Linked DNA regions of Homo sapiens: regions 2 and 3 are each linked to region 1. A link is an interaction called in ENCODE POLR2A ChIA-PET data of the cell type or tissue named here. Cell type or tissue: CD4-positive, alpha-beta T cell. All regions are shown on one strand. Links, peaks and the distances in the headings refer to the core of each region. The heading gives the core; the rest is flanking DNA.

Region 1 (7,730 bases), core at 2,731-7,730:
AAAGTGCTGGGGTTACAGGTGTGAGCCACCTTGCCCGGCCTAAGTGTACTCAAGCCTTAGTTAAGGTTTATTTATTTCTATTTATAGCAAAGACAGCTGAGATGTCAAACTCTTCCCTTTCATGGTCTCCAGTGCGGTGCCCGTGGTAACAGCGTTTCACAGGAAGCACCGTGGAGACGCAGCCCAGGGGACTGCCATGGCCCTGCGAAGGGGCAGCGTCTCTTCCCTCTGTGGTCCCCTTTACCCATTCCATGACAAATGGTAGGCAAAAAAAGATATCGCAGGAAGGCCCTCCGTGATTCACTTCATATGTTTATGTATTGGTTGAATTATTTTTGTAATTTTAAAAAAGGAAAGGCAAAGTCATTTTATAGCAAGGCCGGATGGAACTGGGCGCCCTGAGTGCAGATGCCATATGTTTCTTCTGCTTCACAGGCTTCCCTCTGGAGAGAACCAGGCTGCCAGAGAGTCTGTGCTGTTCTCAGCAGCACAAACAGTTGCTAGAGGAAAGGTGTTAATTCCACACTCTGAGGACCAGGCTGGCCCAGATACATACTGCTCCTCAAGCCTCACAGAGGCGGGAGAGGGGGACCTCCTCTTGGATTTTGTGGGTTGGTTGTTACCCAGGCATAGACTTGCTGCAGGAGCTGTGATTTTTTTCACAAAAGTAGTGAGAAGGGGCATTGATTCCTAATTCACACTCAAAAGGGAATACTTTTATTTTTAAAAATATAGTTTCAGTATTTTACCTTCCCTGATGCCTCTGACCTTGCCAGACAGTCACAGAAGGTACTTCCTTGTCTGCTGCCTGTGGATGGGTAAAATACTTTTTTTTTTTTGAGACGGAGTCTTACTCTGTCGCTCAGGCTGGAGTGCAGTGGCTCAATCTCGGCTCACCACAACTTCCACCTCCCAGGTTCAAGCAATTCTCTGCCTCGGTCTCCCGAGTAGCTGGGATCACAGCCGTCTGCCACTAAGCCTGGCCAATTTTTTGTATTTTTAGTAGAGACGGGGTTTCACCATCTTGGCCAGGCTGGTCTTGAACTCCTGACCTCGTGATTCACCTGCCTCAGCCTCCCAAAATGCTGGGATTATAGGCATGAGCCACCGTGCCTGGCCATAAAATGTTTTTAAAAAATTTTTTAGCTAGGCTCTAGCTGCTCTGGAGGCTGAGGTGGGAGGATCACTTGAATCCAGGAGTTTTTGAGGCTGCAGTGAGCTCTGCACCAGTCTGGGCGACAGGAGACCCTGTCTCTTAAAAAAAAAAAAAAAAAAAAAAAAAGGGTCTGGTGGCTCACGCCTGTAATCCTACCATTTGGGAGGCCAAGGCAGGCGGATCACCTGACGTCAGGAGTTCAAGACCAGCCTGACCAACATGGAGAAACCCCGTCTCTACTAAAAATACAAAATTAGCCGGGCGTGGTAGTGCATGCCTGTAATCCCAGCTACTCAGGAGGCTGAGACAGGAGAATGGTGTGAACCCGGGAGGCGGAGCTTGCAGTGAGCGGACATAGCACCACTGCATTCCAGCCTGGGCAATGGAGAGAGACTCCATCTGAAAAAAAAAAAAAAAAAAGAGAAAAGCCTCCATCGTGACAAAGGGGTTAAATAAGCAACCAGAGGCCGGGCACGGTGGCTCACACCTGTAATGCCAGCACCTTGGGAGGCCAAGGTGGGCAGATCACGAGGTCAGGAGTTCAAGACCAGCCTGGCCAACATGGTGAAACCCCGTCTCTACTAAAAATACAAAAATTAGCTGGGCATGGTGGTGCGCATCTGTAATCCCAGCTATTTGGGTGGCTGAGGCAGGAGAATCGCTTGAACCCAGGAGGCACAGGTTGCAGTGAGCCGAGATCATGCCACTGCACTCCAGCCTGGTCAACAGAGCAAAACTCCATCTCAAAAATAAAAAAATATAAGCAACCAGGAGTGAAACACACCTGTGGAGGCAGGGAACTCAGGAAATCAAGGAAGAAAAAGGTGTCTAGTAAGTACAAGATGAAACATCACTTACCTAACTTCCCTTCCCACAACGTCACTAAAGCTATGGGAAAGGAATGAAAAAGGTATCAACTCACATGGGCAAATAAATGGAAACAATAACAGCAATAGACGGGAAATTTAACAAAATATTTGGAACACACCCAAAAAACTGGATGAAAAAGCTCCCATTTTAGCAATAAAGGGAAGTAGAATGATATTTATAGGAGTTTTAAAAATCTATTATGGGCTGGGTGTGGTCAAACATTGGGAGGCCAAAGGGGGTGGATGACCTGTGGTCAGGAGTTCGAGACCAGCCTGGCCAACATGGTGAAACCCCGTCTCTACTAAAAATACAAAAATTAGCTGGGTGTGGTGGCACACCCCTGTAATTCCAGCTACTCGGGAGGTTGAGGTGGGTGAACTTGGGAGGCGGAGGTTGCAGTGAGCCAAGATCGCGCCACTGCACTCCAGCCTGGGTGACAGAGCAAGACTCCATCTCAAAAAAAAAAAAAAAAAAAAGCCAGGCGCGGTGGCTCACGCCTGTAATCCCAGCACTTTGGGAGGCTGAGGCGGGGAGATCACGAGGTCAGGAGATGGAGACCATCCTGGCTAACAGTGAAACCCCGTCTCTACTAAAAATACAAAAAAACTGCCGGGCATCGTGGCGGTCACCTGTAGTCTCAGCTACTCGGGAGACTGAGGCAGGAGAATGGCGTGAACCCGGGAGGCGGAGCTTGCAATGAGCCGAGATCCCACCACTGCACTCCAGCCTGGGCGAGAGTGAGAATCAGTCTCAAAAAAAAAAAATCGGCCAGGCACACTGGCTCACGCCTGTAATCCCAGCACTTTGGGAGGCCGAGGCGGGCAGATCACCTGAGGTCTGGAGTTCAAGACTAGCCTGACCAACATGGAGAAAACCCGTCTCTACTAAAAATATAAAATTATCCGGGAGTGGTGGTGCATGCCTGTAATCCCAGCTACTCCCTACTCTCCTGAGGCAGAAGAATCGCTTGAACCCAGGAGGTGGAGGTTGGGATGAGCCGACATCGGGCCATTGCACTCCAGCCTGGGTAACAGAACAAGACTCTGTCTCAATAAATAAATAAATTAAATAAATAAAAATGCGGGTTGCCTGTGGCATGGTGGAAATTGGGCTGTGGAGGCAGGGCTGTGCCAGAGGGGAAAACCTGACTTAGATGCACTTCCCTGAGAGGTGGGGACAGCCCAGCCTGTGGCCACCCAAATGTATCGGAGCCTGATGGATACCTGGAGACATCATGTTGACAGAGGCCAAAGTGGTTACAGGACAGCCACTGCGAGGAGCTGCTACCAGGAATCCTCTCCAATGAACTCCTCTCCTGGAGGAAACTCAAGAGGCGACAACGAGCTGATTTTTAACCAAAATGCTTGTACCCGCTCAGATTTCAGTGTCTTGGAGCGCAGAGTCCAGGAATGAGGTGCCTCCTGTATAGGTGGGGGAGGGTATCTGGGAGTCATCTCGCCCCTCCCATATCCCCCAACGTTCTCAGCCATTATCAGTCACAGCTATCCTACCAGACCCGCCTTCTTCCATCATGCCCATTTCAGAACAATGAAGGACTAGACAGTTTTTTGTTCCTTTTAATTCAGAAAGGGAAGGAAATAAAAAAGTGTGTTTAAATTACTATTGCAGAAAATCTGGCTGGATGCTGGGACCTACCTCTTCCAGGATGGGGATTCATGATTTAATTTTTTTGAGACAGGGTCTTGCTCTGTCGCCCAGGCTGGAGTGCAGTGGCACAATCTCGGCTCACTGCAACCTTCGCCTCCTCGGTTCAAGGGATTCTCCTGCCTCAGCCTTCCAAGTAGCTGGGATTACAGGTGCGCACCACTGCGCCTGGCTAATTTTTGTATTTTTTTTTTTTTTTGGTAGAGACGAGGTTTCACCATATTGGCCAGGCTGGTCTCGAACTCCTGACCTTAAGTATTAAGTAATCCGCCCGCCTTGGCCTCCCAAAGTGCTGGGATGACAGGTGTGAGCCACCGTACCTGGCGGGATTCATGATTTAAAGCAAAAGAAAAAAAAGAAATAAATTATTCTGCTCAATACTGTTTGGCATAATTGCATTGCTTTTCATCAACACTCAAAACAGCCTCTTCAGGAAGCACTGAGATGGGAGTGGCAAGACTGGCTGAGGCCTAGCTCTCTAAAACGGTGGGGGAGGGGGGAGCGCCCTGAGAGAGGCATTCTACTAACCCCACCCCAATCACCCCTATTTTTACTCTTTCTACTTTCGGAATTGGAAAGAACGACACTCGAGCTAGGTTCCAATATATTAACTTTCAGGGGCCCACTGCCCATCCCAACCCTCCCCTAACAAAGTCCCCTGCCGGTCCCTGTTCCCTCAGCCAGCTGCAGGAACCTACCAACGGCCAGGAAGCTGCCTGGTGGTGTCAACTAAGAAAAGGGGGAGCATCTGCGCCGTCACTGTTGGGGAGGGGGCTCTATTAGTGGTTTGAGAGCTTCACAGAAGCCTTCCCCCTCCTAAACCTCCCCAGCTTCGAAGGGGGAGAATTCCACCAGCAGCCCCGTCAGGGACCTAAGCTGGGTTCAGCCATGCAAGCAGCTTCCAGGTGGAACCCCGGCCGCGAGCTTCCCAGCCCTTCTAGAGCGGGAGATGGAGAGCAGGGTGGAGGCAGGCGGCTTGCGGCGCGCAAGTCTCCTCTTCCCCGGCCGGCTCCCGGCTGCGAGCTCTGCCAGCTCAGAATTTGCAAAGAATCTGCGGTTTGGCCACCCACGGCAGCTTCAGCTTAACCAAAGAATGAGCCCCAGGCAAAGTTACCCCCAGGCAAGAGGCGATGGGTGGAGGAGGAGGTACATGCAGCGGGCAGCCGGGCCCATAGCCAGCCTCCTTCCGCCGTGCAGCCCCCTCCCCAGGGGCCAGAGCCGGCCGAAGACTGGGGGTAGGGACGGAGTCGGGGGACGGGATTTTTTTCCAGAGCAACAGGTAGGCTGGTGAGGAGGCCTCCGGCCCAGGGAGAGGCGCTGAGAAGGCTGCGGGTGAACGGGAGGGTCGAGGGCACACGTGAGTGACAGCACCTTGCACTGAAGGGGACAGGGCTTCCTCGAGCTCTGCCCTGTCCCCTCCACCTGTCCGGAGTTCGGCCCGGGAGCACCCCACCCCGCAGAGGGCGCCACTCCCGGCTTCCTGGAGACGCAGGAAGCCCTGGGGGCGCAGCCATCCCACAGCGCGGCCGAGGTGGGACTGGGGGTCCCGCAGCGACCGCTTTTCTTTGGTGGGTCTGCACGCACCTATCCGGGCAGGCGGGGAAAGGGGCCGGGCGGCCACCTATCTCCTGAGGCCCGCAAAGACCGCCCGCTCTCCTCCAGGTCTGGCCAGCTACTAAGACGATCCTCCGCCCGAGGCTGACGGAAGTGCTTCGCCGAGGCCCGCGCCATGCTCTCCTCCTCAGAAAGCGTGAAAGAAAACCCTAACCCAAAGCATGAGGGAGTGGGGATTGAGCGGCCGCTGGCCCGCCCCCGAAGGCCATTGATTGGAGGAGACTGGACACAGCGCCGGAAGTTTTCCTTGAGTCACATGATTGGCTGGGAGAAACAGAAGCTCCGCCCGACCGCAGCGCAGATTGGTGCCAGGCCCGGCCGGTCCCCCAGTCTCGTGATTGGCGGGGCACAGCAGACGCCCCTGGGCTGCAGCATGATTGGTCGCGGGTTGCTGGTCCTGGGTCCCGGGCCGGAGCCCCGGTGCCCGATAGATGGGCCGGAAGGGTCGCGGCGAGGCCCGGCTCAGTTGCCCCGGTAGACTTCGATCTTGCTGGCCTTGGCCAGCATGTCGATGATGTGGGCCTCGAAGTCCGCGTCGTGCACGCCAGTCTTCCGGAACTCGCCCGCGTACCGGTTGTTCTCCCAGTAGTGGTGCCAGTTGCCCCGGCTGTCGGCCCCGAACCCGTACACGTTCACCTGCGGGGAAGCGCAGCGGAGCGTCACCCCAGGCGGGGACCTGGAGGATGGCGCGGGGCGGGCTCGGGATGACAGGGAGGAGAGGGGACGGGAGGCCCCGGGGAGATGCAGGAGCCCCCAGGCCTGGCCTAAGGACATGGACTCACATGGGGACACCACCTTCCCTTTGCAGCCCTTGCAAATTCCTCCTTTTTTTTTTTTTTTTTTTTAATGGAGTACTTTGATCAGCACCACTCAGTGAAGCACTTGCCGGGCCTCAGCCCTGCTCTTCATTGCAAGGCAGCCCTGGCCACTGGTGGAACGGGTTCTCTGAACGACTGAGTTCCATTTTTACACGAAGTAGGCCTGGGGCTCAGAGCTGGTGGGGGCAGTCGTCCAGCTGAAATTCAACTACATACACTCTCCATTCTATTTATGTTTTTTTTTCTTTTCTTTTTCAAGACAGCGTCTCATTCTGTCGCCCAGGCTGGAGTGCAATGCCGCTATCTCGGCTCACTGCAACCTACGCCTCCTGGGTTCAAGCGATTTTCCTGACTCAGCCTCCCGAGTAGCTAAGATTACAGGCGTGCCCCAACACGCCTGGCTAATTTTTTGTACTTTTAGTAGAGATGGGGCTTCACCATGTTGGCCAGGCTGGTCTTGAACTCCTGACCTCAAGTAATCCGCCCGCCTCAGCTTCCCAAAGTGCTGGGATTACAGGCGTCAGCCACCGCGCACGGCCAATAACTTTTTAATGAAGAGATTTTGGATTTGGTAGAATCATGAAAGCAGAAACGTTTGGGAAAGGCATATCTATACTTTACAGCCTAGAGATGGGGGAAACCAAGGCCACATGGATTCTGCCTACAGAAGCACATTCCTCTGTTAGCCTGCTAAGACCCGAGAAGGCCTGCACTCCTCTGTTCCATGGGTTCCCACCACCCACACCACGGGCCTACCCACCTCATCACACACATGCAGGGCAAAGAAAAGCACCAGCATCCCCGTGGAAGGGTACCGCCCGTGATGCTCTGTCCACCTGTCGTGGATATACTTGAAGAAGGCTGGGTTGTAGATCTGGACCTGGGAGGAGAAGGGATGACAGGTATATGAGGGGTTTAGGGGCAGAGATTCAGGCTAGACTGAGCAGCTTCTACTTGTCTATGCCTGTCAGAGACCTGTGCGTCTGTGTCTCCTGAATCGTGTGGCACCTGCTAGGGTCAGGCATCTCGGCAGATGGGGACCCTGAGGTTCTGCAGGGGAAATGGAACACCTGAGCTACAGGACCAGGCACACAGGCTGGGCCAGCACTGTTTCCACTGAGGTGGGGAAGAAGTGGGGAGCTTACCTTTTCTTTATCCACTCGAAGGAAGGACTTCACTGGGGCGTAGGTGCTGTAAGCAAAAAGAAAGAAAGATAACATTTCAGGCTGGGCACGGTGGCTCACACCTGTAATCCCAGCACTTTGGGAGGCTGAGGCAGGTGGATCACCTGAGGCCAGGAGTTCGAGGCCAGCCGGATCACCTGAGGCCAGGAGTTTGAGGCCAGCCTGACCAACATAGTGAAACCCCATCTCTACTAAAAAAACAAAAATTAGCTGGGTGTGGTGGAGCACAGCTGTTATCCCAGCTACTTGGGAGGCTGAGGTTTCAGTGCGCCGAGATCACACCACTGCACTCCAGCCTGGGTGACAGAGTGAGACTGTCAAAAAAAAAAAGGAAAGGAAAGGAAAGGAAAGGAGAGGGGTGGGGAGGGGAAGGGAAAGGGAAGGAAGGGAAAGGAGAAAGGAAAAGAAGGGAAAGGAGAAAGG
Region 2 (9,042 bases), core at 2,796-7,795, 74 kb after region 1:
AGCTGAGCAGAAGGTTGCTCTTCATTCATTCAACCAATTGGGTTTTTTTTTTGAAACAAAGTCTCTCGCTCTGTCGCTCAGGCTGGAGTGCAGTGGTGCAATCCCAGCTCACTGCAACCTCCACCTCCCGGCTTCCAGCGATTCTCCTGCCTCAGCCTCCTGAGTAGCTGGGATTACATGCACCCACCACCATGCCCAACTAATTTTTGTATTTTTAGTAGAGAGAGGATTTCACCATGTTGGCCAGGCTGGTCTCGAACTCCTGACCTCAGGTGATCTTCCTGCCTCGGCCTCCTAAAGTGCTGGGATTATAGGTGTGGGCCACCACACCTGGCCAATCAATTGTTTTTAACCACCTACTGTGTCCGGAATTGGTGGGTTCTTGGTCTCACTAACTTCAAGAATGAAGCCACGGACCCTTGCCGTGAGTGTTACAGCTCTTAAGGTGGTGCGTCTGGAGTTTGTTCCTTCTGACGTTCGGATGTGTTCAGTTTCTTCCTTCTGGTGGGTTCGTGGTCTCCTTGGCTCAGGAGTGAAGCTGCAGACCTTCACGGTGAGAGTTACAGCTCTTAAGGTAGTGCGTCGGGAGTTGTTGGTTCCTCTCGGTGGGCTCCTAGTCTTGCTAGCGTCAAGACTAGAAGCTGTAGACCTTTGCGGTGAGCGTTACAGCTCATAAAAGGAGTGGGGACCTAAAGAGTAAGCAGCAGCAAGATTTATTGCCAAGAGCGAGATAACAAGACCTCCCCAATACCACAGGGGATCCTAGCAGGTTGCCGCTGCTGGCTCCGCAACCTGCTTTTATTCTCTTATCTGGCCCCACCCACATCCTGTTGATTGGTAGAGCTGAGTGGTCTGTTTTGACAGGGCGCTGATTGGTGTGTTTACAATCCCTGAGCTAGACACAAAGGTTCTCCACGTCCCCACCAGATTAGTTAGATACAGAGTATCGACACAAAGGTTCTCCAAGGCCCCACCAGAGTAGCTAGATACAGAGTGTGGATTGGTGCACTCACAAATGCTGAGCTAGACACAGGGTGCTGATTGGTGTGTTTACAAACCTTGAGCTAGATACAGAGTGCCCATTGGTGTATTTACAATCCCTGAGCTGGACATAAAGGTTCTCCACGTCTCCACCAGACTCAGGAGCCCAGCTGGCTTCACTCAGTGGATCCCGCATTGGGGCTGCATGGTGGAGCTGCTTGCCAGTCCTGCGCCCTGCGCCCGCACTCCTCAGCCCTTGGGTGGTCGATGGGACTGGGCGCCGTGGAGCAGGGAGCGGCGCTCGTCGGGGAGGCTCTGGCGGCACAGGAGCCCACGGCGTGGCTGGGGAGGCTCAGGCATGGCGGGCTGCAGGTCCGGAGCCCTGCCCCGCGGGGAGGCAGTTAAAGCCGGGCGAGAAATCGAGCGCAGCGCCAGTGGGCCGGCACTGCTGGGGGACCCAGCACACCCTCTGCAGCCGCTGGTCGGGGTGTTAAGCCCCTCATTGCCCGGGGCTGGTAGGGTCGGCCGGCTACTCCGAGTGCGGACCCGCCAAGCCCACACCCACCCGGAACTCGTACTGGCCCGCAAGCACCGCGCACAGCCCCGGTTCCCACCCACGCCTCTCCCTCCACACCTCCCTGCAAGCTGAGGGAGCCGGCTCCGGCCTTGGCCAGCCCAAAAAGGGGCTCCCGCAGTGCAGCGGTGGGCTGAAGGGCTCCTCAAGTGCCGCCAAAGCGGGAGCCCAGGCAGAGGAGGCGCGGAGAGCGAACGAGGGCTGTGAGGACTACCAGCACGCTGTCACCTCTCACTACCATGTCCTCAGCACTGTTCTAAGGCCTGAGGATACAATGGTGAACAAACCAAACATCCTGCTTTAATGGAGCAGGATGGGAATAATGACGATAATCATAATGGTTAATACTTTTTGAGTATTTACTATGGAGTCAAGCATTTATCCTACCCTCACAACAATCTCAGATATTTGATACTATTATTAACTTACTTTATAGATGGTTACACAGAGTTAGAGCAGGGTCCATCTCCATTGTGACTGACCTCAGTGCCTCTCAGCCTCATTATTTTGTAAATTTATTTTTTTTTAAATTTTATTTGTTTTTTGAGACAGAATCTCGCTCTGTCACCCAGGCTGGAGTGCAGTGGCACGATCTCAGCTCAGTGCAATTTCCGCCTCCTGGCTTCAAATGACTCTCCTGACTCAGCTTGCCGAATAACTGAATTACAGGCTCCTGCCACCACGCCTGGCTAATTTTTGTATTTAAAAAATTGGCCATTGGCGGCCGGGCACTGTGGCTCATGCGTGTAATCCCAGCACTTTGGGAGGCCGAGGTGGGTGCATCATGAGGTCAGGAGATCAAGACCATCCTGGCTAACACGGTGAAACCCCCGTCTCCACTAAAAGTACAAAAAACTAGCTGGGCGTGGTGGCGGGTGCCTGTAGTCCCAGCTACTCAGGAGGCTGAGGCAGGAGAATGTCATGAACCTGGGAGGCAGAGCTTGCAGTGAGCCGAAATGGTGCTACTGCACTCCAGCCTGGGAGACAGAGTGAGACTCCATCTCAAAAAAAAAAAAAAAAAAAAAATTGGCCACTGACTGGGCACGGTGGCTCACGCTTGTACTCCCAACGCTTTGGGAGGCCGAGGTGGGTGGATCACCTGAGGTCAGGAGTTGGAGACCAGCCTGAACATGGTGAAACCCCGTCTCTACTAAAAATACAAAAATTAGCTGGGCGTGGTGGCACATGCTTGTAATCCCAGCTACTCAGGAGGCTGAGGCAAGAGAATCACTTGAACCTGGGAGGCGGAGGTTGCAGTGAGCCGAGATCACACCACTGTACTCCAGCCTGGGCAACAGAGTGAGACTCTGTCTCACAACAACAATAACAAAAAAATTGGCCAGGCTCATCTTGAATTCCTGACCCCGAGTTTTCTGCCTGCCTTGGCCTCCCAGAGTGCTGGGATTACAGGCATGAGCCACTTCGTCCGGCCCTAATTTATATATATTTTAGAGACGGGGTCTTGCTATGTTGCCCAGGCTGGTCTCAAACTCCCAAGCTCAAGCCATCCTCCCACCTTGGCCTCCCAAAGTGTTGGGATTACAGGCGTGAGCACCTGTGCCCAGCTTTAGGCTCCTTATTAACAACAGATTTGGAAAGTACATTCTTGTAAGAAAAATTCAAACAATACAGATAAAGCTCAAGTTCTCCCCGCTTGTCCCCATGCTTAGCAGTCTCTCCCTAGCATGCGTTCGCTTCCAGCCCTGTTCCTGTGTATCCACACACTATCTGTCCATAAACATTATTTTTTATTTGAGGGGCTTCCCATACATATTGCTCTACAACTTGCTGCTTTTCCCTTAACATGATGTCCTGAACATCACTCCCTACTGAACATATAGAGCATCTGTCTTGCATGGATGTGCCTAGTTTAGTTTTCCAGTTGTAAACCAAAAAGCACCAGATACTGGTCTCAATCAATTTACAAGTTTATTTTGCCAAAGTTAAGAATGTGTGCACCTGGGAGACAGGTCTGTACCTTTCTCCAAAGATGATTTTGAGGGCTTCAATATTTAAAGGGGAAAGGTCAGATATTGGGGAAAGAGGAATTTTTTTTTTTTTTTTAGACAGGGCCTCACTGTGTTGCCCAGGCTGGAGTGCAGTGGTGCAATCTCAGCTCACTGCAACCTCTGCCTCCCGGGTTCAAGCGATTCTCCTTCCTCAGCCTCCCAAGCTGCTGGGACTACAGGTGCGCGCCACCACGCTCAGCTAATTTTTGTATTTTTAGTAGACGGGGTTTCACCATATTGGCCAGGCTGGTCTTCAACTCCCGACCTCATGATCCACCCGCCTCGGCCTCACCAAAGGGCTGGGACTACAGGTGCGAGCCACCGTGCCTGGCCTGAAAGAGGAAATTTTTAAAAGGCATGGGTAGGTAAGAGGCAAATGGCTGCATTCTTCTGAGTCTTTGATAAGCCTTTCACATGTTAGAGGGGGATAGAGGACTAGTCACTTATGCATTCATCTAGCTCAGTGAATATGCATTTTTACATAAGAAAAAATAAACATAGGGCAGAGGAAGCAATGAGATATGCATTTGTCTCAGGTGAGCTGAGAGATGACTTTCAGTGCTGTCAAAGCCCAGCACCTGTGAAGATAAGCTATAAATTTACATTGTCACTGAAATTCCACACAACTGTTTTAGGGTACAGATTTGGGGGCACACAAGGAATTTCCTAGTGGGCAAGTTGTGAGGGCCAGGCCATATCTAGCTTTTTTATCTTTGTAGTTATCTTGTTTAAGAATAAAATGGGAGGTAGGTTTCCCTGATGCAGTTCTCAGCTTGACTTTTCCCTTTGACTTAGTGACTTTGGGGTCCTGAGATTTATTTTCCTTTCACATAGTAACCTAGAGAGAGACACTCAGAGTATTTCCAATTGTCATCTATGACAATCAATGCTGCCATTCACAACTTTCCCAAAAGGTCCGCAGATCCCCTCCCCATTACGGAGTTGGAAAGTTTCTTCCCAAAGGATCCACGTGATGAAACCAGCGCAAACCTTTCCAACTGCAAATCGAATGGCAGCTGCTTCCGCTTGGGCAAAGCGTGATTTTTTTTTTTCCTCCATCAGTGGATTTTTCTCCAGAGGAAAGCGGAAGCTCCTGGTGCCGTCCAGAAGGTGTTAAAAAAAAAAAAAAAAAAAAACCCAAACGAGAAAACAAACAAAAAAGCTACACATTAACCTATTAACCTGGATCCCGGAGTCCCAGAAAACGGGCCTCTGTCTTTAAGGCGCTTCGGTCCTCTGGGAGTTGTAGTTTCGTGGGTCCTGGAGCGGCCCCCTTCCCATCTCCCTTCTGGATTGCAGCCCCGCTGCCCTTCAGGAAAGCGCTGCCCCGGCCACCCACGCTGGCCTATGCGGTGGCTCCGACCGTGTTTTTTGCCGGACGGGGGCTCGGCCTTGGGGGGGCGCGGAGGTGAAACTACACTTCCCGGAGTGCACCGCGAGGGTCGCGCAGCCTCGCGTTAAAGAGCCCGCTCCGCCGAGCGCCGGGCGACGGCAGGTACGTCAGTCCGCGAGGGTCGCCGCAGCGCCCCTTGCGCCCCTTGCGCCCCTTGCGCCCCCTCAGCTTTCCGGTGCACCCTCCCTGACTGGGAGCACCGAGTCGACCCGCGGGCCGCCCGGGTCCTGACAGGGAAGAGTCCCCGGGAGCTCTGCGGTGCCCCGGGAGCCCACAGGTGTTTCTACGCTCCCGCGTCCATTTGGCCTGGGTCTTCCAAGGGGAGCCCCGCGACCCGGCTGGTGCGGCCGGACCTGCTGGCAGCTGGGACCGGGAGGGATGCGGGCCTCAGAGGATCCTCACCCTGAGGCAGGTGGGGCCCTGGATGCCGGCGCTGCTCTGATTTTACTTTGAGGCCGCTTCTCCTCTCTCAGTTTACCCGGCCAGGGCTCAGTATTATGCACAAATCTCAATGATGTGCTCTTGGGTAATTTACAAAACGATTTTACTCCCAAGTAACTTCTTTCGGTCTGTTATTTAGAAGGCAGCAAGTCAGAGTCCTCCGTGAGCCTTTTTTTCCTCTTTAAAGTTCTAAAATGTGCAGTCCCTGACCCACCTGTCTTCAAAAGGTTCATATGAAGAGTTCTTAGTACTTTATTCTATCTCTGGCTCCCCAACCCTATCCCAGTCTTGGACAGCGTGGGGCTGAGGACACTAAAAAATATTTCAACTTGATCTCAGCAGATGAGGCTGTATTGAAAGTGGGTAGAGGCTGGGCGCCAAGGCTCATGCCTGTAATCCCAGCTACTTGGGAGGCTGAGGCGAGGGAATCGCTTGAACTCAGGAGATGGAGGTTGCAGTGAGCCAAGATCACGCCACTGCACTCCACCCTGGGCGACAGAGCGAGACTACGTCTCAAAAACAAAACAAAACAAACCAACAACAACAACAACAAAAGAACCTTAGGGCCTTAGGGCACACTTTCTCAGGACCTCTTGAGATTGTGTAACTCCAGCAAACTATTAATTAAAAAAAAAAAAAAGGCCGGGCGAGGTGGCTCACGCCTGTAATCCCAGCACTGTGGGAGGCGGAAGCAGGTAGATCACCTATGGTCAGGAGTTTGAGACCAGCGTGGCCAACATGGCAAAACCCCCTCTCTACTAATAATACAAAAATTAGCTGGGCGTGGTGGTGCACGTCTGTAATCCCAGCTACTTGGGAGGCTGAGGCAGGAGAATCACTTTAACCTGGGAGGCGGAGATTGCAGTGAGCCGAGATCGCGCCATTGCACTCCAGCCTGACGACAGAGGGAGACTGTCTCAAAAAAAAAAAAAGCCAGGCATGGTGGCTTACACCTGTAATCCCAACACTTAGGAAGGCCAAGGCGGGAGGATTACTTGAGTCCGGGAGTTGTAGGTCAGCCTGGGCAACAAAGGGAGGCCCCATCTCAACAAAAAATAAAAAACTAGCAGGACTCATGCATAGTCCCAGCTACTTGGGAGGCTGGGATGGGAGGATCGCTGGAGCCCGGGAGTTTGAGGCTGCAGTGAGCTGTGATCACATCACTGCGTTCCGCCCTCTGGTGACAGAGCCGGACCCTGTTTCTCAAAAACAAAACAAAACAAAACAAAAGCCTAGCCTGCCTGTGCTATTAAAGCAATGGCAAAAGCCAAAATTACTTTTGCACCAACCTAATAGCTATGTTTCTGCTTTTTAAACTACAGTTTTCTTGTCTAGAGCTTCAGTGAGATAAGAACCAATTCTTAGGACTGTTGGGTGGGTCATATGAAGTGACACTGATGTGCCTTTGCCATAGTGCCTGAAAAAGCACTCCATATGTATTAGCTACTTGTATCATTTTACCTTTTTTGTTAATCTCTCAGGGGATGTCCCTCAGCCTTGCTTGATTCCCGAGGCCTTCCCTGATTTTTTTCTTCTTCAGGACAGTCTTTAACTCAGAGAATGTTTGAGAGCTTCCAGTCCTTCCTCCTTCAGGGACAGGTTAAACTCTCCTGCTTCCTTGCCTGGCTGGAAGGATTATCATTCATTGAGCCACTGGTGTGTGCCACATACTTTACATTGTATTTCATGCTGAAAACAGTCCTGGGAGGTTGATGTCTTTGGCCTTAAATTTCAGATTAGGAAACTGAGGCTTAGAGAGGTTAAGTAACTGCTGGGCATGGTGGCTCACGCCTGTAATCCCAGCACTTTGGGAGGCCGAGGCAGGCGGATCCCAAGGTCAGGAGTTTGAGACCAGCCTGGCCAGCATGGTGAAACCCCGTCTCTACTAAAAATACAAAAAATTATCCAGGCATGGTGGTGCGCGCCTGTAGTCCCAGTTACTCGGGAGGCTGAGGCAGGAGAATGGCTTGAACCTGGGAGGCGGAGGTTGCAGTGAGCCAAGATTGCGCCACTGCACTCCAGCCTGGGTGACAGAGCGAGACTCCATCTTAAAAAAAAAAATAGATTAAGTAACTTGCTCAGGATCCTACAGGAAGCAGGAAGAGGTAGAGATGGGGACAGAGCCTTTTGGGACTGATACGCAACCCAGGACTGTTCCTCTGCCCCTGTCATTAGTAAGGGATACTCTCCCCACTCTGGCCATGACCTGTCACCTGCCCATGTCTCTCTATCACTATGCTGAGATGAAGACTGGGCTCAGAACTTCTGGGCCATTGGACTCTCTGGGGCATTTCTTTTTTTTCTTGAGACAGAGTCGCTCTGTTGCCCAGGCTAGAGTGCAGTGGCGTGATCTTGGCTCACTGCAGCCTCCGTCTCCTGGGTTCAAGTGATTCTCCTGCCTCAGCCTCCTGAGTAGCTGGGACTACAAGCGCGCATCACTACACCCGGCTAATTTTTGTACTTTTAAAAGAGATGGGGTTTTGGCATGTTGGCCAGGCTGGCCTTGAACTCCTGAACTCAAGTGATCTGCCCACTTTGGCCTCCCGAAGTGCTGGGATTCCGGATGTGAGCTACCACATCTGGCCATTTCAAGGGTTTCTTTCTTTCTTTCTTTCTTTCTTTTTTCCTCAGACAGGGTCTGGCTTTGTTACCCAGGGTGGAATGTATTGGTGCCAGTTTACTGCAACCTCTGCCCCCAGGGCTGAAACAATGCTTCCGCCTCAGCCTCCTGAGTAGCTGTGACTATAGGCACATTCACTGTGCCTGGCTAATTTTTGTATGTGTGTGGTTTTTTGTTTTTTTTTTTTTGGTAGAGATGGGGTTTGCCATGTTGCTCAGGCTGGTCTCAAACTCCTGGGCTCAAGCCATCCGCCTGTCTTGGCCTCCCAAAGTGCTGGAATTACAGGTGTGAACCACTGCACCTGGCCTCTTGCTGTCTTTCAGTGCCTTTGCTTGGGACCAGATATCATTATCACTATCACCTGAATAAGGATCCAAAAGACCCAGGTGTGTTGCAACTTTGACTATAGCGTCTCCTGGCCTCTGTGAAGTGGAGATAATAGGAGATAATAATACTTATCTTGCAGGGTCTAAGGGTGTTGTCAAGATAAAAAAAAAAAATCACAGCACCTTAACTGTGGTCCAGAGTGCTCAGTCCTAGTGGCTATTATTAATTTTTTTTCTTTCTTTCTTTCTTTTTTTTTTTTTTGAGACAAAGTCTCACTCTGTCACCCAGGCTGGAGTGCAGTGGAACAATCTCTGCTCACTGCAACCACCGCTTCCCAGGTTCAAGCGATTCTCCTGCCTCAGCCTCCTGAGTAGCTGGGATTACAGGCACCCGCCACCATGCCTGGCTAATTTTTGAATTTTTGGTAGAGATGGGGTTTCACCATGCTGGCCAGGCTGGTCTCAAACTCCTGACCTCAGGTGATCCACCCGCCTCGGCCTCCCAAAGTGCTGAGATTATAGGCGTGAGCCACCATGCCCGGCCTATTAATTTTAATTTTATTTTTTTTGAGACGGAATCTCACTCTGTCGCCCAGGCTGGAGTGCAGTGGCGTGATCTTGGCTCACTGCAACCTCCACCTCCCAGGTTCAGCCTCCCGAGTAACTGGGATTACAGGTGCCTGCCACCATGCCTGGCT
Region 3 (10,408 bases), core at 2,259-7,258, 82 kb before region 1:
CGAGAGCCTGCATTTTTAACAGGCTTCAGGCGATATCTATGCTGCTGAGAGATTATACTTGGAATACCAAGGGTCTAGATTAGAGGATGTGCGTCTGCACCTATTTGTTCAGATGCAAAATTTTTAAAAAGTTTGACCCACGGGGGGAGATGCTAATGGCTCATGATTCACCAAATGAGTGACCACTATGTGTTAGTCACTGAGGATCAAGATTAAAGATCTTGCCCTGCCCTCATGGAGTTCCCAGTCTCACCAGGAAGCCAGACATTTAGCAGGAAACAAAGCCCTCTGCGGGAGGCTTGCGCTTGTCTTTGGCCCCCAGAGTTCCTGGGGCGCGTGCCCGAGCGCTGTACCGTCCCCTCAGCTGATTGGCTGACAGGATTTCCAGGCCTCAGCCAATGAGGCTCCGGCTTGGCCAGTGCCAAGAGCAGCGGTTGTTGGAGTGTAACTGCCATGCTCAGCCGCGATGGCTGGGGCTGCCGGGCGCGTCCAAGATCGCGCCCTGCGGCGGTTTCCCATCACCCTGCCTGTGGGCGACGTGAGTATCTGCGAGGGTAGAAGCCAGACCCTTTCCTCCCACGTTTAGGTGCCTTCCTCGCCCCTACTCCTGGGTAGAGGAATAACAATATTTCTCGAGGCTTCGGCCCAAGGTCTTAGCCTTGTGATCTAGAATCCGCCATCTGTGAGGTGGGTACTTCCTGTGATTTCAGGGGAAACTGAGACTGGCTAGGCTCACGTGGGAATAAATGCAGGAGGCTGAATTCCAATCCAGATGCTCTTATTCCCCGAACACTCTTCTTTCCACGCCCGCTTTGGAAACCAGGTTCCTTCTTAGCCGGAGTCTCACAAAGCGCAGGTGTATTGGGGGTGAACTTAGGAGAGTCTGAAACCCCGATGCTATTTTTAAGTTTTTTTGTTTTTTGTTTTGTTTTGAGACAGGCTGGAGTGCAGTGGCATGATCACGACTCACTGCAGCCTTGAACTCCTGGGATCAAGTGATCCTCCCACCTCAGCCTCAGGAGTAGCTGGGACTACAGGCTCACGCCACCACGCCCAGCTACTTAAAAAAAATTTTTTTTTTTTTTTGGTAGAGACGGGGTCTCCCTATGTTGCCCAGGCTTGCATATTTATTTAGTAGAAGAAAAAACACATGCTAAAATCGTGTACGGGAAGGATAAACACCAAATTTGGCATAGCTGCTGTCTTCCTGGGATGAGTATACGGAGATTATCAATTGGACCTTAGTAATTTTATTTATTAAGTTTTGAGGTGGGAATCTAAGTATTTGTTATACCCTTTCTTGTTTGTCTGAAATACATTTTTAAAAGGGAAACATGGAGCCAAGCACAGCTGCACACACCTGTAGTCCCAGCTACTTGGGAAGCAGAGGCAGGTGAACCTCTTGAACTCAGGAGTTCAAGGATATAGTATGTGCTGTAATGGTGCCTGTGAATAGCCACTGCACTCCAGCCTGGGCAACATAGCAAGACCCTGTCTCTAATTTAAAAAAAACCATGCATATGGAAAATAATTTCAGAGGATAAAGCATACTCAATCCACCCCCACCCTTCTAGAGGCCCTCACCAGGGGCAGCCATGGTTATCAGTTTTGTGTGTATCTTAAGCATTTTTTTTTTTTTTTTTGAGACAGAGGCTCGCTCTGTTGCCCAGGCTGGAGTGCAGTGGCATGATCTCAGCTCACTGCAACCTCTGCCTCCTGGGTTCAAGCAATTCTCTGCCTCAGCCTCCCAAGTAGCTGGGATTACAGGCACCCACCACCATGCTCAGCTGATTTTTGTATTTTTAGTAGAGACAGAGTTTCACCATCTTGACCAGGCTGATCTTGAACTCCTGACCTCGTGATCCACCACCTTGGCCTCCCAAACTGCTGGGATTACAGGCGTGAGCCACCGCACCTGGCCACATTTTTTTTTTTTTTAAGAGGCGATGGTTTCACTATGTTGTCCAGGCTGGCTTCGAACTTCTGAGCTCAGGCGATCCTCCAACCTCAGCTTCAGGAGTAGCTGGGACTGCAGACACAGGCCACTGCTCCGGTCTTCTTAGGCATTTTCCATAGTGTATAAAAGCATATATGGGAGCTTGGGGGCTTTTGGGGTGGGGGTTCCTGTTTGTTTTGTACAAGTGAACCTACTATATACGGTCCTGCAACTTGGGCGATGTAATTTTTAACCTCATTAAAATGTTTTGCAAATTTCATTAACCTCTAGCCCTGTGAAACAATATAATTTATCTGGGAAAATATCCCCAGGGTTGCTTCTGAATTGATGAGATGTAGGTCATGGCTACCAAGGTGGTGTTTGCCTTTTTCTTTTTAGCACATCCTCATGTGTAAGGTCAAAAACAAAAAACAAAAACGTCTTCTCCAGTTAACCCTGTGAGAGTGCAGGAAAAAATAATCATAGCAAGTAGAATGTTCTCTGGAACTGCTTTACCCTTTCTCAAAACGTTTTTACTCTTACAGTACTGGTAAAATTCCACAGAGAACCCACCATGGCTTGATTTTTGTTTGTTTGTTTTTATTTATGTATTTATTTGAGACAGAGTCTTGCTCTGTCGTCCAGGCTGGAGTGCAGTGGCATGATCTTGGCTCACTGCAACCTCCACCTCCCGGGTTCAAGCGATTCTCCTGCCTCAGCCTCCCAAGTAGCTGGGACTACAGGTGCATGCCACCACACCCAGCTAATTTTTGTATTTTTAGTAGAGACAGGGTTTCACCATGTTGGTCAGGATGGTCTCAATCTCCTGACCTCGTGATCCACCTGCTTTGGCCTCCCAAAGTGCTGGGATTACAGGTGCAAGCCACCGTGCCCAGTCTATTTATTTATTTTTTTTGAGACAGAGTTTCACTCGTCGCCCAGGCTGCAGTGTGATGGCATGATCTCGGCTCACTGCAACCTTTGCCTTCCGGGTTCTAGTGATTCTCCTGCCTCAGGCTTACAAGTAGCTGGGATTACAGGTGTGCACCACCATGCTTGGCTAATTTTTGTATTTTTAGTAGAGATAGGGTTTCACCATGTTGGCCAAGCTGGTCTTGATATCCTGACCTCAGGTGATCCACCCACCTTGGCCTCCCAAAGTGCTGGGATTACAGGTGTGAGCCATTGTGCCCGGCCTCATGGCTTGAAATTAACTTATTGTTGTATAATATTGGCAAAATGAAAGAGGTTGGGATTCATTTTTTTCAGATTGTAGGAAAATGCCTAGTTTCTTTCTAGGGAAGTAACAAGGGAAGAGAAGCTTCTTTGATTCTAGTTAGGAGAAAGCAGTTCTTTCATTTAATCCTTATTTTACAACTACTAAAAGCCCAAGATATTTCTTCCTATTTATTTATTTGTTTATGAGGCAGAGTCTTACTCTGTTGCGCAGACTAGAGTGCAGTGACACAAACACTGCTAACTGCAGCCTCAACCTCCTGGGCTCAAGTGATCCTCCCACCTCAGCCTCCCAAGTAGCTGGAACTGCAGGCATGTGCGACGACACCTGGCTAATTTTTAAATTTTTCTTGTGTAAGGATAAGGCCTCGCTATGTTGTTGTTTTCAAACTCCTGGATTCAAGCGATCCTCCCACCTCCACCTCCCAAAATGCTAGGATTACACATGTGAGCTACTGTGCCTGGCCAATCCTGGCACTTTGGGAGGTGGAGGTGGGAGGATCACTTGAGCTCAGGAGTTTGAGACCAGCCAGGACAACACAGCAAGATCTGTCTCTATCTTAAAAAAACAAAAGGCCGGGTGCAGTGGCTCACGCCTGTAATCCCAGCACTTTGGGAGGCCAAGGCAGGCGGATCACGAGGTCAGGAGATTGAGACCATCCTGGCCAACATGGTGAAACACCATCTCTATTAAAAATAGAAAAACTAGCTGGGCATGGTGGCGCATGCTTGTAATCCCAGCTACTTGGGAGGCTGAGGCAAGAGAATTTCTTGAACCCAGGAGGTGGAGGTTGCAGTGAGCCGAAATCGTGCCACTGCACTCCAGCCTGGGCGACAGAGCCAGACTCAATCTCAAAAAACAAACAAAAACCCAAGTGCTGAGATTACAGGCATGAGCCACCACACCTAGCTCTATTTAATTATTTTACTATTTTAATTTTATTTATTTTTTTCCTAGACAGAGTTTTGCTCTGTCACCCAGGCTGGAGTGCAGTGGCCCTGTCATGGCTCACTGCAGCCTAGACCTCCTGGGCTCAAGTGATCCTTCCGCCTCGGCCTCCAGAAGTGCTGGGATTACATGCATGAGCCACCGCACCGTCTGTTTTCTTCCTTTTTAACATTCTCCTGATTCTACAACGCTTACATAGGAGAGCTGCAATTCCTCCTCTTGGGGTACAAATTTATGAGTGCAGGTGCAGTTTTGTTACATGCCTAACAAGATTGCATAGTGGTCAAGTGGACTTTTAACCAAATGGGTTGTCAGGGCTGATTGCCAACATCTGGACATTTTAAATTACCAATCTGAAAAGGGAAACAGCTCTGTGCTTGTTTTGCATTTTGGTGACTATTGGTAATGGTTTTCTGTTTTGATATATTCAATCTGTTCAATCTGTATTAGTGCCTACTCTGCCACTGTGTTGGGCGGGAATCTGATTTTGTTCTTTGGTTGGAGATCCAAGTTAACCAGAGCTTAGGCATTTTAAGATAACTACCTCAGCTTGATAGGAAAGCTTGCTCTGCCCGGGGTTGAGGGGTACGGGTCTGAGGGCAACAGAATCGACAGCCTCAAGTGGGCAAAGGGTGGCCAAACAGGAGTGGCCTCCGACGTCACTGTGGCGCGCCGCTTCCGGTCTGCAGCCTTGTAGTGGGGCTGGAGCAGAGCCTGCCGCGAACCCCCGGAGCCCACGATCCCTCGTGCCATCCCTCGAATCCACCAGCACGAGCGTCCCACCCGCGCCTGGGACCATGGCCACTGACTCATGGGCCCTGGCGGTGGACGAGCAGGAAGCTGCGGCTGAGTCGGTGAGTTGGCTTCAGCCCTAAAAGGGTCAGGGGACTAGTTCTGGTCGGAGACTTGGTCCCTGGGAAAGAATGTTTCCCAGGTTGATTAGAGGCTGGATGGGGTGGCGGGGAGGATAGGGATGGAGCCTGGACCCTGAGCTGGCTTTGTTTACGCAGCCGCCTCCGCGTTACGTAAGCGCAGGTGAGTGCTCCTATCGGTAAAGCGCTCAGCTGCCTGTCTGTCTTCCTGGAACCAGGAAGAATCATAGATTGCACCCATCACCCTAGATTGTGTTTTGTTTGTTTTTAATTGAAATAGAGACATGGTCTTGCTAGGTTGCCCAGGCTAGTCTGGAACTCCTGGTCTCAAGCTATCTTCCTGCCTCGGCCTTTCAAAGCACCAGGATTACAGGCTGAGCCATTGTTCCTGGCCGCCCCGGTTTGTAATAGTTATTTTAGGTGTCATTCTCCACCTCTACATTCAGAGCTTCTTTGGCTCAGGGACCATGTCTTTGCTCATATTTGTGTGCTTCCTCAGTGATAAATGATGGACCCAGTAGGTGTGGCAGTCAGCAAATCCTTTCCTCATCGGCTTCACTTTGTTCTTTTTTTCTGGACCTGACACATGGTAAGCAAGAGATGTGTTAAACACTACTGCGTAGAATTAATTTCTCCCACCGAAACACTTTAAATCCTAGTAGGCTTTGAACCTACTTCTGTTAGTACTTATTGCTATGACTTCCTCAAGAATAAGAACCTTGTCTTTTATTTTTTATAGCTCATAAAAAATAAGTTGTATATACACATTGTTTAAAGAGTGAAGTTATTTTAAAAACAACGGTTCCCGCCAATTTTTTTCCTCCCCAGAGGCAACTCCTTTTTTTTTTTTGGAGACAGGGTCACACTCTGTTGCCCAGGCTAGGGTGCAGTGGAGTGATCTTGGCTCACTGCAGTCTCTGCCTCCCAGGCTCAAGCCATCCTCCCACCTCAGCCTCCTGAGTAACTGGGACTGTAGTCATGTGCCACTATGCCCAACTACTTTTTGTATTTTTTTTGTAGAGATGGGGACTTGCCATGTTGCCCAGGCTGGTCTCGAACTCCAGCGTGCAAGTGATCCACCTGCCTCAGCCTCCCAAAGTGCTGGGATTACAGGTGTGAGCCACTGCATCCAGCCTCTTTTTTCTGTTTCTTTCTTTCTTTACATATATTTTTTGAGAGAGGGTCTTGCCCTGTCACCCAGGCTGGAGTGCATTGACACCATCTCTTGCCAACTACAACCTCCCCTTCCCAGGCTCAAGTGATCCTCCCACCTCAGCTTCCTGAGTAACCGGGACTACAAGCATGTGCCAACATATGCAGCTAACTTTTTAATTTTTTGTGAAGACGAGGTCTCACTATATTACCCAGGTTGGTCTTGACCTGCTGGGCTCAAGCCATCCTCCCACCTCGGCCTCCCAAAGTGTTGGGATTATAGGCCTGAGCCACTTTGCCTGGCCCTTTACTTTTCTATAAAATTTATTTTACTTGGAATTCTTAATTGCCTTATGTTTATGCTTCATTTTTTTTTCTTAATTATCAATTCAACCCCAAACTGTCTTCCAGTTGTCTAAGTTTATCTCAGGATGCTTAGACTCATCAAGTATTCTATCAATTCCATTTCTCCTAGGCCTTTAAGTCTGCTTCAAATTGGACTAGTTACTCCTGTCTTTAGAGCACAGTTCATATTGGGGAATAGAGGGAACAGGGCAAATTTCCCTTCAGCCTCATTCTGCAGATTCCTTCCTCCTTTCTCTTGTCTTTTGGATCTCTTGGATCCCTTCCTTTCTGTACCCCTACTTTTCCATCTTTCTTGATTTATTCCTTATTTTAGTGCAGCCATCTGTCAGCTTTCTGGAGGTGTACGGGAAGTAAATTACTTTAAGAATATTCCATGTCTTAAAAAATCTAACTTTGCCCTGTAATTTGGATAATAGTTTGGCTGGGTATAGAATTGTAGGTTGAAAATTATTTTCCTGCCAAATTTTAAATGTATTGTTCCATTGCCTTCTAGATTTCTGTATTTGTTGTTGAAATGTTTGAGACCATCCTGATTCTTGATGTGACTTGTTTTCCCCTTTCTAAGCTTGGAGAATCTTCTGTTTGTCTTTAATATTCAGAAAATTTATGGTAATATGTCTTGGTATGGGTGTATTTTCATCCATATTACTGGCCCCTGGGTGTGGGTACTTTCAATCTGAAAAACTCTTGTTCTTCAGTTATGAGAACTTTTCCTGAATAATTTCATTGCTGATTTCTTCTTCTTTGTTTTTTCTTAATTCCCTCTTTTCCAGAACTCACTTTCTCTCTTTCTTTCTCTCTCTCTCTTTTTTTTTTTTTTTTAAGACAGTGTCTGTCTATGTTGCCCAATTTGGAGTGCAGTAGCTATTCACAGGCAGAATCATAGTGTACTACAACCTTGAACTCCTGGGCTCAAGTGATCCTCCTGCCTCAGCCTCCCTCGTAGCTGGGACTACAGGTGCGCACCACTGCATAGCTTTTCCCAGAACTCTTATTAGATGAATGTTGGATCTGTTGGACTGGCCCTTTAATTTTTTTTTTTTTTTTGAAATGAAGTTTCGCTCTTGTCCGCCAGGCTGGAGTGCAATGGCACGATCTTGGCTCACTGCAACCTCTGCTTCTTGAGTTCAAGCGATTCTCCTGCCTCAGCCTCCCGAGTAGCTGGGATTACAGGCATGTGCCACCATGCCTGGCTACTTTTTGTATTTTTAGTAGAGGTGGGGTTTCACCATGTTGGCCAGGCTGGTCTTGAACTCCTGACCTCAAGTGATCCGCATGCCTCAGCCTCCCAAAGTCCTAGAATTACAGGCGTGAGCCACCACACCTGGCCAGCCCTTTAATTTTTTTAAAAGTCAGGTTTATGGAGGTATAATTTACACAGAGTAAAATTAAACTTTGTTAGTGTACAGTTCTATGAATTTTGACAAAAGCATACAGTTGTGTAACTACCACCACAGGCAACACATAAACCCTCTCTACAAAGAACTACAACTTCTTGTAGTTCACTCCCTCTCCTCACCCTTCTCTGGCAGCTGCTGATATGTTTTCTGTCATTATAGTTTTGCCTTTTCCAACATGTCATAAAATGGAATCATATATATAATATATAACCTTTTGAAAAGTCTGGCTTCTTCCACTTAGTATTATGCATTTAGAATTCAACCAAGTTGCATGTATCAGTAGTTCATTCCTTTTTATTGCTGAGTAGAATTCCACTGTGGATATATATACACAGTTTGCTTATTCTTCTATTGATGGACACTTGAGTAATTTTCAGTCTGAGACAATATGAAGAAAGCTACTCTATACATTAAGGTACAGATTTTTGTATGGACATATGTTTGCATTTCTCTTGGGTAAAGTCAATATCAAAGAGTAGGATTTACTGTGTTATGTCGTATGTGTTTAACTTTGTAAGTTATGTGCCAAACTATTTTCCAAAGTGTATCATTCTGCTTTTCCAACAGCAATGGATGAGAGCTTCAACTGCCCCACACCCTTCCCTGCACAGTATTGTCAGTTTCCTTCATTCTAATAGGTACATGCTGGTGTCTCATTGTGGTTTTAACTTATATATCTCCCTAATGACTAATGATGTTGACAATCTTTTCATGTGCTTATTTGCCATGTATGTAACTTCTTTGAAGTGGCTTTTCAAACCTTTTGCCCATTTTTAAAGTAGGATTGTTTTTGTTTTTAGTTGGGAAGTTTCTTTATATATTCTGGATAGAAGTTCTGTTTTTTGTTTTTGTTTTTGTTTTTTTTGAGACAGGGTCTCACTCTGTCACCCAGACTAGAGTCAGGCTAGAGTGCAGTGGCATGATCTTGGCTCACTGAAACCTCCACCTCCTGGGCTCAAGGGATTCTCCCACCCTGTCTCCAGAGTAGCTGGGACCACAGGCATGCGCCACCACATCTGGCTAATGTATGTATTTTTTGTAGAGACAGGGTTTTGCCATGTTGCCCAGGCTGGTCTTGGAACACCTGGGTTCAAGCAATCCGCCCACCTGGGCCTCCCAGAGTGCTGAGATGGATTACAGGCATGATAAGTCCTTTATCGGATATGTTTTGCATATATTCTCTCAAACTACAACTTGTCTTTTTTCAACAGTACTTTTCAAATAATAGACATTTTCAACTTTGATTAACCTAATTTATCAATTTTTGTTTGTTTGTTTGTTTTTGAGACGGAGGCTTGCTCTGTCGCCTGGGCTGGAGTGCAGTGGTGCCATCTCGGCTCACTGCAAGCTCCACCTCTCAGGCTCACGCCATTCTCCTGCCTCAGCCTCCCGAGTAGCTGGGACTACAGGCGCCCACCACCACGCCAGGCTAATTTTTTTTTGTATTTTTAGTAGAGATGGGGTTTCACCATGTTAGCCAGGATGGTCTCGACCTCCCGATCTTGGGATCCGCCCACCTCGGCCTCCCAAAGTGCTGGGATTACAGGCGTGAGCCACCGCGCCCGGCCTAATTTATCAATTTTTAGATGATTAGTTCTTTTTGTGTTCCAAGATATACACCTTATCCAAGGCCACAAAGATTTTCTCCTGTGTTCTCTAGAAGTCTTATAGTTTTAAATTTTACATTTATGTCTGTAATCCATTTTCCATTTTGAGTTAAATTTTTTCTAATAAGGGGTATGCATTGAGGTTCATCTTTTTTTTTTTGAGGCGGAGTCTGGCTCTGTCTCCCAGGCTGGAGTGCAGTGGCGCAATCTCAGCTCACTGCAACCCCTCGCCTCCGGGGTTCAAGCAATTCTCCTGCCTCAGCTTCCCTAGTAGCTGGGATTACAGGCACCCACCACTATGCCCAGCTAATTTTTGTATTTTTAGTAGAGACAGGGTTTCACCATATTGGCCAGGCTGGTCTCAAACTGCTGACCTCATGATCTGCCCGCCTCGGCCTCCCAAAGTGCTTGATTACAGGCGTGAGCCACCGTGCCTGGCCGAGGTTCATCTGTTCATCTTTTTCACAGAGATGTCTTTTTTTTTTTTTTTTTGAGACAAAGTCTTGCTCTTGTCCCCCAGGTTGGAGTGCAGTGGCGTGATCTCAGCTCACTGCAACCTCCACCTCCCAGGTTCAAGCGATTCTCCTGCCTTAGTCCCCCGAGTAGCTGGGATTACAGGCGCCTGCCACCAAGCCTGGCTACTTTTGGTATTTTTAGTAGAGACAGGGTTTCACCATGTTGGCCAGGCTGGTCTCAAACCCCTGACCTCAGGTGATCCATCCGCCTTGGCCTCCCAAAGTGCTGGGATTACAGGCGTGAACCACCACTCCTGGCCAGAGCTGTCTTAATTGTTCCAGCACCATTCGTTTAAAAGTCCTTTGGTTTTCTTTTTTCTTCTGTTTTTCATCTTTGTCTCTTTTTTTTTTCTTTCTTTCTTTCTATATTTCCTG

Evidence for each region. Peaks named below come from ENCODE experiments on the same cell type or tissue, not always from the same donor. Only the 100,000 strongest peaks of a DNase experiment are listed, where the experiment ranks them.
Region 2: POLR2A ChIA-PET joins it to region 1 with 65 read pairs; 29 of 35 experiments call an interaction of 5 or more read pairs at or near these places.
Region 3: POLR2A ChIA-PET joins it to region 1 with 26 read pairs; 20 of 35 experiments call an interaction of 5 or more read pairs at or near these places.

The regions. Positions count from the first base shown.
Region 1 is chr16:70,375,922-70,383,651 of GRCh38, forward strand. ST3GAL2 (ST3 beta-galactoside alpha-2,3-sialyltransferase 2) reads right to left here. Exons shown (of 7, transcript NM_006927.4): 5 at 7,269-7,314; 6 at 6,884-7,003; 7 at 56-5,941. The coding sequence ends at 5,768. Among named protein-coding and RNA genes, the nearest start is that of DDX19A, 33 kb to the left of the region's middle. RefSeq lists enhancers at 5,341-5,510, 5,541-5,600. In CD4-positive, alpha-beta T cell, for the core only: a CTCF peak has its summit at 5,182 (motif pointing right); DNase peaks (open chromatin) are centred at 4,170, 4,740 and 5,550; H3K4me3 peaks cover 2,459 bases; H3K27ac peaks cover 2,590 bases.
Region 2 is chr16:70,449,572-70,458,613 of GRCh38, forward strand. FCSK (fucose kinase) reads left to right here and starts at 5,024. Exons shown (of 24, transcript NM_145059.3): 1 at 5,024-5,059. LOC124903708 (a long non-coding RNA gene) reads right to left here and starts at 4,965. Exons shown (of 2, transcript XR_007065104.1): 1 at 4,747-4,965; 2 at 3,466-3,896. In CD4-positive, alpha-beta T cell, for the core only: no CTCF peak of the experiment used is centred there; DNase peaks (open chromatin) are centred at 4,790 and 5,040; H3K4me3 peaks cover 1,829 bases; H3K27ac peaks cover 446 bases.
Region 3 is chr16:70,294,380-70,304,787 of GRCh38, forward strand. It overlaps DDX19B (DEAD-box helicase 19B), which reads left to right and starts at 4,807. Exons shown (of 12, transcript NM_007242.7): 1 at 4,807-4,975. The coding sequence starts at 4,919. RefSeq lists enhancers at 4,627-4,921, 4,653-4,882. In CD4-positive, alpha-beta T cell, for the core only: no CTCF peak of the experiment used is centred there; DNase peaks (open chromatin) are centred at 4,852 and 5,142; H3K4me3 peaks cover 1,640 bases; H3K27ac peaks cover 1,376 bases.